Regions from separate parts of the Homo sapiens genome. Here region 2 is linked to region 1. Evidence: chromatin contacts called from ENCODE Hi-C data. All regions are on one chromosome and are shown on one strand. Each heading gives the region's core, a stretch centred on a gene start or an enhancer-like site at or near the end of the contact. The rest is flanking DNA. Distances are from core to core; before and after follow the strand shown. Region 1 holds the start of CASC18 (cancer susceptibility 18). Region 2 has its middle 24 kb from the start of CKAP4.

Region 1 (7,011 bases), core at 347-2,846:
GTTGCCTTCTCCTCTCTTCTTTTTCCTTTTAACGCTGTCCTTAGGGTCGTCATCACCTGATTTTACTGCAGAGACTTGGTGAGGCAGAAAAAGGTGAACCCCGGGCTTTTCCCTGCCTGAGAAGTCCCAACCTGTGAGCTAGATTTATATACAGCAGTGGATTGAGCAGTGCTTCTCAATCCTGGCTGCACTTTAGAATGACCTGAGGCTTGGCCCGCACCCTAGACAAATTAAATCAGAATAACTGGAATGGAGGTCCAGGTATTGAAATTTTTCAAAAGCTCCCAAGTGATTCTGTTTCATAGTGAAGTTGAGAACCACTGGCAAACCATAATATGGATACCTCTAAAAATCTTAGTGTTGAGTGCAAAAGGTGGTAAACGATTTATAGCACGTTACTACTTAAGGATATTAAACTTTAATATACACACAAAACCAAGTTCTGTGTTTTTTGGAGATAATCTAAGGACATATAAGAAATCCCAGGAAGGAAGACAGGAGAGGGAAATGGGAGGAAACAGGAGCGAGAATAGAGAATAAATGGGGAAATATAAAATAAAACAAGACAGCGAGATTACACAGACCTTAAAGACTAAAAAGCGTGGCTCCCAAACATCAAATCACCATAGTTAGTATGAACAGGGCAGTCATGTGTACTAGACACAGTGTAATTGGTTTACACACCTTATGTCTGTTAATCTTCATAACAACTCTGAGGTAGGTGTTACTATTTAGAGTCATTTTATAGAGGAGGAAACTAAGGCTTAACCAAGATCATACAACTAGTAAGTGACAGATTTGGGTATAAGCCCTGTCTACCTGGATGGAGTCCAGGCTCTGTTTGCTCCATTCATCACCTCTTTGAGTCCTCTCGAGCACCTGCTGGAAAGAAAATGTCCTCCTCCCCAAGCCCACGTCTCTGCTAGGCAGCTCAGGAACCACCAGCACATACTTCATCCCAGCCCTTGCCAAAGATGGGAATGAGAATGACCATCCAATGTTCTGTGCCCAATGCAGAAGAAAACCTACACATACAACCTTCCTGACCTGGAAACATCCAAAATCAGCCTCAGTTTCCTAATGAGCCTTTCCCTGCCTGAAAAGTCCCAACCCGTGAGCTAGATTTATATACAGCAGTGGATTGAGCAGTGCTTCCCAATCCTGGCTGAAGACGAGCAATGTTTGTTGGGTTCAAGGAATAGAAAAAAGCCTCGCATGGCTGGAATAGAAGAGGAAGATGGTGGGTGCTGCAGCAGAGAAGGCAGGGGCTCAGAGCTCTTCACTTCCCACCAGACATTCCTTTTCCCTTGGGGATGGACTGAGCATGTGGAAGATTTTCCATGCAACTTCATATCCACTGTTCACAACACCTGCCTCTGAGGACGTGATCTTCCTACCAATCTCAGGACCTTTCAAAATTAATTATAATAAAAATGTATTTATTGAGGCAGGCATAAATATTAGTCTCCATTTTCTTCAGAGAAAACAGAAGCATACAGCGGTAGCTTGAACAAAATTTCCCAACCAGAAAGGGATGAGGGAGGAGAGACCGGAAGTACAAGCTCCTCTTATCTGAGTTGCCGCCGTCTAGAGGTGAGCTGATTTTCTGACAGCCCCTTCTCCTCTCCTCACTGGATATCCAGTTTCCAGGTAGGTCCTTCCAGGTAGGCGCCCCCCTGACCTCAATGCGTGCTCCAGCTCTGGGGTGCATTCACAGGGGTAGGACATAGAAGGTAAACTCTGACCAGCTGCATGTGCAGCTACCTCTGCAGAAAAAATCAAGAGGCGCTGGAAGCCCTTCTCCCTTTGCTTAACAACATCTCCCCTGCTGCCCCACAGCAGTATCTGAAGTTCCCCTGTTGGCTTATGGAAATAAAGGCTTTTGTTAAAATATAAATCTGTAATCTGACGGGATGTGAAAAGATTAAGGGACGGGCTGCCCAAACTTTACTGTGCTTGACACTCAACTTATAAGTGTATTGGAAATGCAGATCTTAGGTTCTTATACCACAGATTCTGATTCAACAGGCACCAAATGGGGCCCAGGTAGCTGCAATTCCAACAAACACTTCAGGTGTTTCTGATGCTCGTGTTCTCTGAATCTCGTTTTGAGAAACACTGTGTGACTATGAACTCTTCAATTAGTTAATGAGACTTGGCCCAGAGGTCAATTTTGTCTATAATGAAGCAGAGAGGAGAAAGACACAGCTGCTCCCCCTCTGACTTGGTCTTTCTCTGTCCCGTTCAAAGCTGTGTTCATAGCTCAGGGCTTTAAGAGAGAGTGTTCAGAGCCCTAACTCAGAAGGACCGCCTGGAGACCTGCCAGGGTTTTGCCTAGACACACGTCACACCTTTACAGGGGTGGCGAAGGCTTGTGCTATCTCAAGACCTCACGCAGTACTTCTCAGTTTAATGGGCCCACTCAAGAGGTAAACGTGGAAAAAGAAAAGTTATATGCACACACACCCACACCCACACCCACACCCACACACACACACACACAGAGCAATAAAACAGGAGCAATTTATTCATAAGATTCTAAGTCATGAATTGTCTCTACTTACAAAATATTAGCCTATAAATTATGATTCTGCCAAGCTTCATTTTGAACAAACCCACAATCTCAGAAACATCAGCAGTTCAACTGCAGAGAGAGATGATGAGGTGGCTTGAGAAGAGTGACAGAAATGTCTCTGGATGGGATTCTGGACCTTCTGGGAGGAGGCTTCTTTGAAGGCCACCTGGCGATCGCGTGGTTTCTGATTCTCCCCGTAGTGATCGTGCCTTCCCAGGTACTGAATGGATCTCTTTGAGCTCTTTGCGTGGCCGATGTGTGAACTTTTGGCATGGCCAGTGTGTTCAGTGGGAGTGCTGGGGTTTACAATTGGAGGAAGGATACCGACTCCCTTTATGGCTGGAGCTTCTTGGGATTCCTAAGTGTCACCTTGGTCCACAAGTAGCTGTTAAAAATTAGAAAAAAGTCAGCTGTTTGTCTTCTCATTCTTCTACAGGGCTCCCAGAGATTAAGACAGCCGAGCCTTCCTCTCCCTGAAGGGCCCATCTCTTTCTGAAATTTAAATAATTTGGGCATTTAAAAAAATGTACAATTAAATTATTATTGACTACAGTCCTCGTTTTGTGCTATCAAATACTAGGCGTTATTCATCCGGAAAAGTGATACTTTGAATTGTGGTGATACAGTGTTTCAACAGATCCTTATATCCTTCCAAAGTCTTGAATGCTATTACAACAGGGCGTCACATGAGGGCGCTCTAGAGAATCCGCAAGAGCAAATTCCGTAGTAAATGGGGAGGAGGGAGTTGTTATTAATAGATTTTACTTTTTAGTTTGAGTTTCCTTAGTCTAGAAGGACTCACAGAATTCCCAACTGTGCTTGCATGCCTGCTGTGCCCAGCGTGTGAGTGTGAGTGTATGTGTGTGTGTATGTGTGTGTGTGATGCACGCATGGAGGGGTTAGGGAGGATGCAGGAATAGAAGTTGATGAGGGACAAAGGGGAGGGAAAATTAAAATGATGAGCTTCAGAAGTCACCTTCTTTACAATTTGAGAGGCAATGTTCTGCTCCTATCTCTTGAAATGTCCTCTATCTCTTCCTTTCAAGGGAAAAAACACCAGTTCCCACCCAAGAGTTCTCCAGGACAAGGGAGGCCCTGGAGAAATGCAGTCAGAGGCAAATGGGAACAGATAGCTGCTTGTCAGCGCAGGTGCATCTCTTCCAGTCCACTTTGGCTGAGACTAACCTGACCTTGCTGAGCCCTGGCCTTGCCGTCAGCTTGCGCTGACAACAGGAGACCAGGCCACACTCTCCTAGCAGCTGCCCAGGCGAGGCTCATGCCCCAGAAAAAGCAGCTCCAGTTACACATTAGTCACAGAAATAACAATGATCAAAGGGAGCCAAAGGCATGAAATGGCTTCATTTTCCCAATTTAATTATGGGACTGGAGGATCCATTTCAATCTGGAAGGAGCCTGATTTCAACTTGTTATAAAATGGTTGGATAAAGTGCTGTATATTATTTTTTGTTTCTACCCTCATCCCTCCTCCCCATCTGCAATACAAGTTTTCATAGGCTTTTGAGTCCTTTTCAGCCCCTCCCTGTAGACGCACGATAAGAAACATAAATATGCCCCTTTCTTACTTGAGTCCTACTCGTGATGCTGATGCGCCCAATTAGAGTCTGTAGTTAAGGCCCCTGGGATTGTTCTGGGCCCTGGAAAAGAATGGCAGCAGGTGAGTGATGAGAGGTCCTCCCCCTCAGGGCAAGTGCAATGGCCTCATTGAGAAAGTATTCAGCCATCTGTAAAAAGGGGCCTATGGCAGTGGGGTCAGATGACAATGCCCCACATGCTTTAGTGGTTAAGATGCTTCAGTGCTCAGATGCTTTAGTGGCTACAAGTTTTTTACTGGGCTGAGAAAGATGTGGATCAAAGCTGTGTTCCAGGTACATGTGATGGGCTTTCTATCCCCTGCCACACACACCCACACACATGCACACACGTGCACACACACATATACACGTGGACCCTCTTGCCCCAAAGCCAGGCCTTGAGCTTTGAAAGGCTAGAGGCAAGAATTAGACCGGGGATGTGTATTTCTGTCCTTAGAAGTTGGCTGGCTGTTTTATACTTACTAAATGACAAAGTGTGATGAAATTGTTGCCTAGTAAGGACAAAGCCACAAGGTTTTTTTTTGTTTTGTTTTGTTTTGCAGAGGGGAGGGGAAGGGCAATGATGAGACAATTCTTTTTGGGTCAACCATCGTACATAGCACATAGAAGATTTGACTGGGACCACATAGTGAATGGCGTCCTTTAGAGCTTACATGGGCGCACAGAATCAGGCAGGGGCTAGAAGTCAGGGGTGCAGTTTCTAGACCAGCTCTGCCGCTGACTTGCCCTGTAAATTTGGGAGGGACTCCTCTCCACTCCGGGGTTCATGTTCTTCCTCTGGACTGGGCGATTTCTCTCTCTGCACCTTTTCGCTCCAAGGATCTACTAGTCCATGTCTCTCTGATGCTTAAACATCTGTGTGCAGCATTTTTAGGAGGCCTCTTTCCTCTGCAAAATAAGAGGCCTCTGCTCTTACATTACTTTGGGATATGTTTGGAATTTTACTTATTCTCCACAAGATTTAACTGTAGTACAAGGTGAGTCTTTTTCCTACTTCCCGGGAATTAACCTATGGCATAAATTACAGGCAGGAAATAGATGGAGCAGATAAACATGGAAGGCTTGCTTTCTTTTCCTCTTCGTCTTTCCTTGAACTTTTTTGCACATCCATATTAAAACCCGTTTCTGGCTTTCTCCCTTCACACTCCTACTTACGGGGTTTACAGAACGAGGATCTCTCGGCAAGATCAAACTTGGTCTCCCCTCATATAAAATTTGACTGAGCTCCTCCTCGTGAAATGGATTCACCTTTTGTACTGGGAAAAAAAAAAGGTTTTTAAAGTAGTTAAAGTAAAAAAAAAAAATAAGGACGGAATCTGCACGAGGCAAAATTACATTGATATCTTCTCTTAAACAAAGAGGATAGATTTCTTTACAAATTCTGTATGTCCAGATACCATTTAGAAGCAAACTCTGATTTCACATTGAGGCTGAAAATGTGTATACTCAAAGCTGATAAGAAGCCACACATAGAGTAATTTATGTCTTATATTTTATGTGATATACTTGACAACATAAATAATCACATAGGAAGGCCTCTGTTTAGCATTGGCAAATAAGAACACAGACTATTTATGTATGGGTGAAAGAGAGTGGAAAGAATTTTAACCTTGAAACTCCTTGTCTATTGACTATTTAGGATCCTAGTCTTTTTTTTTTTTTTTTTTGGAGATGGAATCTCACTCTGTTGCCCAGGTAGGAGTGCAGTGACGTGATCTTGGCTCACTGCAACCTCCACCACCTAGGTTCGAGTGATTCTCCTACCTCAGCCTCCCAATTCGCTGGGACTACAGGCATGCACCACCATGCTGGCTAATTTTTGTATTTTTAGCAGAGAGGGGGTTTCACCGTATTGGCCCGGCTGGTCTCAAACTCCTGACCTCAGGTGATCTGCCCGCCTCGGCCTCCCAAAATGCTGGGATTACAGGTGCCAGCCACCACATTCAGCCTGGATCCTAATCTTGAAGCTGGATATACAAGGAATTTTGTCCTCGTCACATTTAATATTTATTAATTTTTTAAAAAAGGGCAGCAGAATAGAAAATGGGGTTTTAATTTTGTAATATCTAGATTCACTTCTGGTTTAATAGGGTGGCACTTTTAGTGGGCATTAGAATCTCTGGGGGAACTTGTTTAAAATGTTGATTGTCAGGCCTCATCTCTCAGAGTGTTGATTCTGTAAGCTATATTGGGTGCAAAAATCTGTATTTTAACAGGCATTTCATGATGAATGATGTGCCTCTAGTCCGGGGAGATTGTAATTTAAGAAACATTTGTCTAATACATACTCAATTTTGTCCAGATAGAATTTTTCTATTTTTGTTTTAACTATTTTATATACTCAAAGGCTTACATGTACTATTACTATTATAGTTTAACTTTATTCAATGGCATTGTATAGATTGCAATACATGCTGGTTGGAGGCCACATCTTATTCATCCTTCTAGTCTCAGAACTTAGTGCACTGCCTGTGACACAGTAGACTCTCAAAATCTGTTCATGAATCTCACTGAGCCAAGGGTGCAGCTGTGATTTAAAGTAGCTGCAATCTCAGATCTTGATCACTCAGCCTTAAACTCTGAAGGACAAAACACAAACACTCTCTGACCTCTAAAAAGGCCAATGGTGCATCTTTGCACTAATTCATGCTCTCAGACATAGACACTTCTCGTTTGAGCAGAATCTGTAACAAGCTTGCTTATTTTGTTTCCCAGTTTAAAGGAAATGAAGGAGAATTAGAAGAGGTACCCAATAGCTCATCCTTCCCCTGTCATCACGCAGGCCCCATGGTCTCCTGCCGGAGACACTTTCCCCGTCTCTGT
Region 2 (6,478 bases), core at 2,638-5,137, 520 kb after region 1:
TGGCCCATTGCTCCTAGACTGCAACCTATACAGCATGGGACTGTCCTGAATACTGTAGGCAATTGTAACAGAATGGGAAGTATTTCTGTATCAACATATGTAAACATAGAAAAGGGACAGTAAAAATATGGTATTATAATCCTGCAGGATCAACATCGTATATGCAGTTCATCACAGACTGAAATGTCATTAAGTGGCAAATGACCGTAAGTAAATTTGTCCTGTTGAAACATCACTCCGGCTTCTGTGTGACGGGTGGACTGGGAGAAGCACAGACACTGGTTAAGAGGCAATTACGAGAGTCTGGGAAAGACAGAATGATGGTTTGGACAAGAGTCATGGCAGTGGAAATCAGGAAAAGTTCCCGGGAGATATTTATAGAGATGCATCAATACGATGACCAGCTGTGGACACTAAGGGAGAGGGAGGCACAAGGACTCATGCTTCTGACATGAGAAATTAGATAGATGGAAAAGCCATTTACTCCGATATGGTTCAATGGAGAAGGAGGAGGTTTCAGAGGAGTGGTCAATGAGCTCATTTGGAGCACAGTGAATGTAATAAGTTTGTACCACTCATGGGTTTTTGTTGCAATCAACACAAAACACTCCTGAACATTTGCCACCTCAACCCTGAATGCTCAGTTTCTTCAGTTTCAGTGTAAATAATTCTTTTTTTTTTGGAGACTCAAGTATAGTTTTATTATCTTTCTACATAGAAAACCTAGTTTTAGGGTACATGTGCACCTATGTGCCACAAAGATTCAGAGCTCTAGTCTGAGAGTATGTAATTGGCTAAGAACTAGAAGAGATAACATCTGTGCCCCCTCCCTAAAATAGAAAGGGTGTTTTAATGATGGAGAGTCCACTGAAAGATCTTTAAGCAAGCCTTGGAAGGATATCCAGTGGCTCACGACCAAGCCCTTAGGACTGGTGGAGGAAAAGAAGCCTGCACAGCTCCCAAGAGGAAGTGGTCATCAGAAAGGCCAGAGATTCAGGTGCTTAAATTATTCAGGCAGGAGGTAGGCAAAGTTCAGGTGAAAACAGTCTGTTGTGGATGCTACTAGTGGCATCACCACACCAGGACATTTGCCACCTCAACCCTGGACCCTCAATGTCTTCAGTTTCAGTATAAATAACCTCTGATCATCTCTGCCCCACAAAGACTAGAAGTTCTAGTCTGAGAGCACGTAATTGGCTGAGAACTAGAAGAGAGGATATCTGAGCCCTTTCCCCCAAATAGATGGGGGCGGTTTAATGACAGAGATCTGCTGAAGGATCTTGGAACATCCGGGTAGAAATGACAAGTAAGCATTTGACCAGTGCTGAGCTGGAACTCAGAAGAAAGGTCTGGACTAGAGATAAAACTTTAGGGTCCTCAGCCTGTGTAGGTGGCCTGCATAATGTAGGCACAGATGGCATCACCCAGGAGGAAAACATAGAGCAAGGAGAGAGAACAGCTCACATCCAAGCCCTTAGGTCTGGTGGAGGAAGAGAAGCCTGCACAGCTAGCAAGAGGAAGTGGTCAAGAAAGTAAGAAGAAAACCAGGAGCATGAAGTTGCATGCACACCAAGGGAGGGAGTGGGCACCTGCAGTGAACACGGATGAGAGGCTAAGGGAGATGGGAACAGGAAGAACTCAGATCTTGAAAACTATCGGTGACTTCAGCAAGAACCATCTTGATGACAAAGAGCAGAGTTCATGATACAGGGGATTGAAGAGTGAAGACAAGCAGACAAGGACAGGTGACTCCTTGGAAGGTTTGTCTGTGGAGGGAAGGTAAGGGGTGAGATGGCACTGGAGCTTTTCTTTTTTTGTTGTTTTTTTTGTTTTTTTGCTTTTTTGTTTTCATGAATAGGAGAGAGGCAAACATGTTTAAGACTGGACTGGATAAAGCCAGGAAAGGAGAGGTTGAAGAGACAGGAGAGGAGGAAGAGGATCGAGAGTATCTCCTTCTGGGTGGTTGGGGCCATTCATTCAACAAATATCACTGAACCCTTAGCTACATGCTTGGGCATGATAGCACAGTGGTTCAGAGCACAGTCTCTGGGCCAGGCACGGTGGCTCTCGCCTGTAATCCCAGCACTTTGGGAGGCTGAGGCAGGCGGATCACCTGAAGTCAGGAGTTTAAGACCAGCCTGCCCAACATGGTGAAACCCCATCTCTACTAAAAATACAAAAATTAGCTGGGCGTGGTGGCACATGCCTGTAATTCCACCTACTCGGGAGGCTGAGGCAGGAGAATCACTTGAACCCAGGAGGCAGAGGTTGCCGTGAGCCAAGATCGCACTACTGCACTCCAGCCTGGGTGACAGAGTGAGACTCTGTCTCAAAAATAAAAAGTACATAGCCTCTGGAATGTCTGCATCTTGACTCTGCCTCTTACTAAGTGACCTGGTCAAGTCACATAAGCCATATGAAACTCAATTTCCTCAGCTGTAAATGGAACTAATAATACAACCTGCTTCACACACTTGTGAGGGATGAGTTAAAGCATGAAAATAATAATGGTAAACATTTAATGAGCACTTATTATGTGCTTATGATTTAGTTGTTTCAGACAGGTTGATAAATCCAGTCCCTGTTACTCTACCTGGCCAGAAACAGAAAGCAAGAGATTTTTTTTTTATGTATTTTCTTCTGAGATTTTTTTTTATCAGGATACATCAATCTGTGTAATATAGACATGCATGTATATATTCAACAAATCTTTGTTAGGTACCTGATAATAATGCTGTAAGCACTTTATAGATTTACTTCTCACGAATACTCTATGAGGTAGGTACTATTATAATCACCTCATTTTCCAGGTGAGGAACTGAGGCAATAAGTTTAAGTGCTTTGCCCCAAGTCACACACCCAGGTGGTCTAGCTGCAGAGCCTAAGTTTCTAGCCACGAGGCTATCCTGCCCCCACCAGCTCCAGAAACAAGTCCAAGGGTAATACCAGGACAGCGGGTAAGAGGGCCACAGCCACGGATGCAGGAATAGTCTGGAAAATGGGAAGTGAGGTAGGAGGGCCCTGAACAAGTCTCACCCACCCTATCCAGCGCTCACACTTCTGGTGCTGGCTTTGTGGTGCTAGGTGATTCTGGCAGGATCAGAGGCCAGTGGAGAAACAAATACCCAGAACCATCGAAAATACCCATTTGTCTCTTAATGACAAGCCCTTAGTCTTCCAGAGCACCCACTGAAATGACTCCAATGGAAAGAGACTCTGCCCAGAGTCAGAGGCTGGGAGGTGAGGGGACTGCCAATGGGGTTTCTGAAGCATAACAAGGCATGTTCGGTGGCCGCCTGAGCCAAGCCAGAAAGGGTTCGCCTGCTGACTTCACTTTTCATCTCTGCCAAGGAGCACCCAAGGCCACCACAGACTCTGCAGCAAGCCATTTCTGGAAGGCAGTTCCATCAAGAAAGAAAATAGGCTCTGCTTTTACAAAATGCAGAGATGGGCAAACCACCAGTGTGTGCTATCTGTAACTTTAATTGTTTCTTTGGGATTAAGCACTCCTCCAACAAGGGCAGGAGTGAGCTATAATGTCATGTTGGATTCCAGTCGACTTGGGGTGGTTTGACAGGCTGCCCAACCTGAGCATGTGACCCCAGGGGAGCTGTTTTAAGGCTTTTTTTTCCTCCTGCTGGATTCACTTAGACAGATTTTAGCCCCCAACAAAAGAAACTTTCCAGCCACACCCACCTCCTCCCCCAGCCCTTGCTTCTGGTTTCTTCCTTCTATAACCCACTTGGAATTCTTGGCTGATTCATTCCAGTTCTCTCCTGATGGGATTGCAGAATGTCAGAGCTAGAAGGGGCCATCAGGAAAAATTGGGCCAAGCTTCTTAACGGCAGGTCCCAGCTACTTCCATGCAGTCTGGCCTAGAACCTTCATCGGCTGCAGCTGCTCCCTCCCGGGCCGCTGCACTACAGTGCCCTCTTCTGGTAGTGGATGGCAATTGCCTCTGAGTGGCACCTGATTTTCAGGACTGTCCTGTGGCTCTGACATCTCCTCAGCATAGACTTTCTCTGCAGAGGGGCTCTAGGGGTTGAGTGTGTGGGCTGCCTCTCTGCAGATTTTACTCCCTCTCTCCTGTGCCCCTCCTTACCTCAGCAAGCCCCGGTTCCTTCCCGTGAAGGCTAGGAGGAAAGTAGCCATCTGCAGAAGAATCTGGGGAGGGACTGCCATGGTGGGCTTTAGTTCTTGGCTAGAAGAGCCTCTGTTCTCGGCAGGAGAAGCCAAATTGCACAAGAAAACCCAAAGATCTTCTTTGATGTACAAAGCCATGAAGTCACAGCCCTTAAAAGAGGTCGACAAAGAGCCCAAAGTTTCCATCAGGTTGACAATGTCCATGTAATTCATCTCACTCACTGCAAGGATCAAAACACCAAATGCTTCCAGGAGCCAGACAGGAGGCCTAAATGAATGGAGAAGCAGACACAAGTGAGTGGTGGGAAATGTGAGAATCTAGAGGCCACAGGCCCACCTGAAGACCTCACAATCAAACACAGGCCCACCTGAAGGCACTCACAATCAAACACAGGCCCACCTGAAGGCACTCACAATCAAACACAGGCCCACCTGAAGGCACTCACAATCAAACACAGGCCCACCTGAAGGCACTCACAATCAAACACAGGCCCACTTGAAGGCACTCACAATCAAACACAGGCCCACCTGAAGGCACTCATAATCAAAATTCCAAACTCAACGGGGCACAGTGGCTCATGCCTGTAATCCCAACACTTCAGCAGGCCGAGGTGCAAGGATTACTTGATCTGAGGAGTTTGATACCAGCCTAGGCAACATAGTGAGACCCCTGTCTCTATGAAAAGATCAAAACACGAGCCAGGTGTAGCGGTGTGCACCTGTGGTTCCAGCTACAAGAGAGGATTAAGCGGGAGGATCGCTTGAGCCCGGAGGGTCAAGGCTGCAAGTGAGCTATGATCATGCCACTGCACTCCAGCCTGGGCAATGGAGTAAGACCCTGTCAAAAAAAAAATTCTAAACTCACATTTTGCAGGCCAACAATAGAAGGGCTCATTTCACAAGCCTGGCATTTCAAATTCCCTGCATTTAGTCAATTTCTAAGTACTATTTATTGAGCACTTCACTGTCATGGCCACTGTTCTAAGCACCTCAGATGGAGTAAGCCTCACAACAACCCTATGAAGTAGGCACTATCATTAGCATCATTTGCATTTATAGGTGGGGAGACTGAGGCACGGAGCACTTAAGTAACTGTCCCGATGTCAGACAGATAGAATATGCCATGGCTGGGAACTCAAATAGTAAGGCTCAAAAACTCAACTTATCCAATTTCTTATCTTTTTTTTTTTTTTTTTTTTTGAGACAGGGTCTCACTTGGGCTAGAGGGCAGTGCTGCCGTCATGGGTCACTGCAGCCTTGACTTCCCAGGCTCAAGCAATCCTCCCACCTCAGCCTCCTGAATAGCTGGGTCTACAGACATGCATCACCACACCCGGCTAATTTTTATATTTTTTGTAGACATGGGGTTTTCCGCCATGTTGCCCAGGCTGGTCTCGAACTCCTGGGCTCAAGCAATCTGCCTGCCTTGTCCTCCCAAAGTGCTGGGATTACAGGCACAAGCCACTGCACCTGGCCAGAACCCAGTGTCTTAACCACCAGTACTATACACACAGTACAAGTACATAGTTGTATCCTGGGACATTATGGGAAGCTGATTTTATTACTATGGGAAAGGGAGTATGGTTTAACAGACAAAAAGCAGGCCTTATTAGAGACAAACAGAGTCCGAGTCCTGCTGCTACCACAGACTGCGTGCTCCCAGAGCAAATTAATGACCATTTCTTAGTGTCTGATCAGTAAATCAGAGACAACCACTTTTACTCCCTGGGATAATCGTCAGGGTAAGCGAGATGATAAATGTGTTCCACCTAAAGCATGACATCAAACACAAAACACAATTATGGGTGACTATTACTTAAGTGAAGGACTAAGCATCCAACATTTGACTTGCCTTATTTAAAGGGCGCCACTTGCACTTTTTTTTTTTTTTGTCCTTTTTGAAACAGAGTCTCACTCTGTTGCCCAGGCCGGAGTGCAGTGCTGTGATCTCAGCTCACAGCAACCTCCGCCTCCCAGGTTCAAGCGATTCTCCTGCCTCAGCCTCCCGAGTAGCTGGGATGACAGGCACGTGCCACCACGCCCAGCTAATTTTTTGTGTTTTTAGTAGAGATGGGGTTTCACCGTGTTAGCCAGGATGGTCTCGATCTCCGGACCTCGTGATCCGCCCACCTTGACCTCCCAAAGTGCTAGGATTACAGGCGTGAGCCACTGCGCACTTCTTAACTAGCTTGACATAGGAACGATAAAGGTCTTTCGGTATCTAAACTTCTACTAACAAAAGATTCATATTAAACAAAACCCTTTATTACCTAAGTTTTCAAAAGGGGCTAATTAGTAGGATAGTATACACATTACAAAAGCATTCATGTCACAG

What was found. A loop is a pair of places that touch in the nucleus more often than their neighbours do. Pooled maps may share reads with other maps.
Region 2: a loop to region 1 is called in a map of endothelial cell of umbilical vein, with 12 times the contacts of the local background. The contact joins the enhancer-like site here to the promoter of CASC18 in region 1. A Hi-C loop is called at or near these places in 9 of 168 maps with a recorded cell type or tissue (A673, IMR-90, ascending aorta and 6 more), 2 of 37 single-sample maps with no recorded cell type and 29 of 50 pooled maps.

What each region holds. Positions count from the first base shown.
Region 1 is chr12:105,702,607-105,709,617 of GRCh38, forward strand. It overlaps CASC18 (cancer susceptibility 18), which reads left to right and starts at 1,597. Exons shown (of 5, transcript NR_110109.1): 1 at 1,597-1,650. LOC105369959 (a long non-coding RNA gene) reads right to left here and starts at 5,421. Exons shown (of 3, transcript XR_945309.3): 1 at 5,344-5,421; 2 at 4,159-4,230; 3 at 2,510-2,960.
Region 2 is chr12:106,220,369-106,226,846 of GRCh38, forward strand. No RefSeq gene overlaps it. Among named protein-coding and RNA genes, the nearest start is that of CKAP4, 24 kb to the right of the region's middle. RefSeq lists an enhancer at 3,809-3,858 and a silencer at 3,909-4,018. Within about 2 kb of position 3,888, at least 2 of the 41 ENCODE cell types and tissues checked have a DNase peak (open chromatin) inside an H3K27ac peak, as active enhancers do.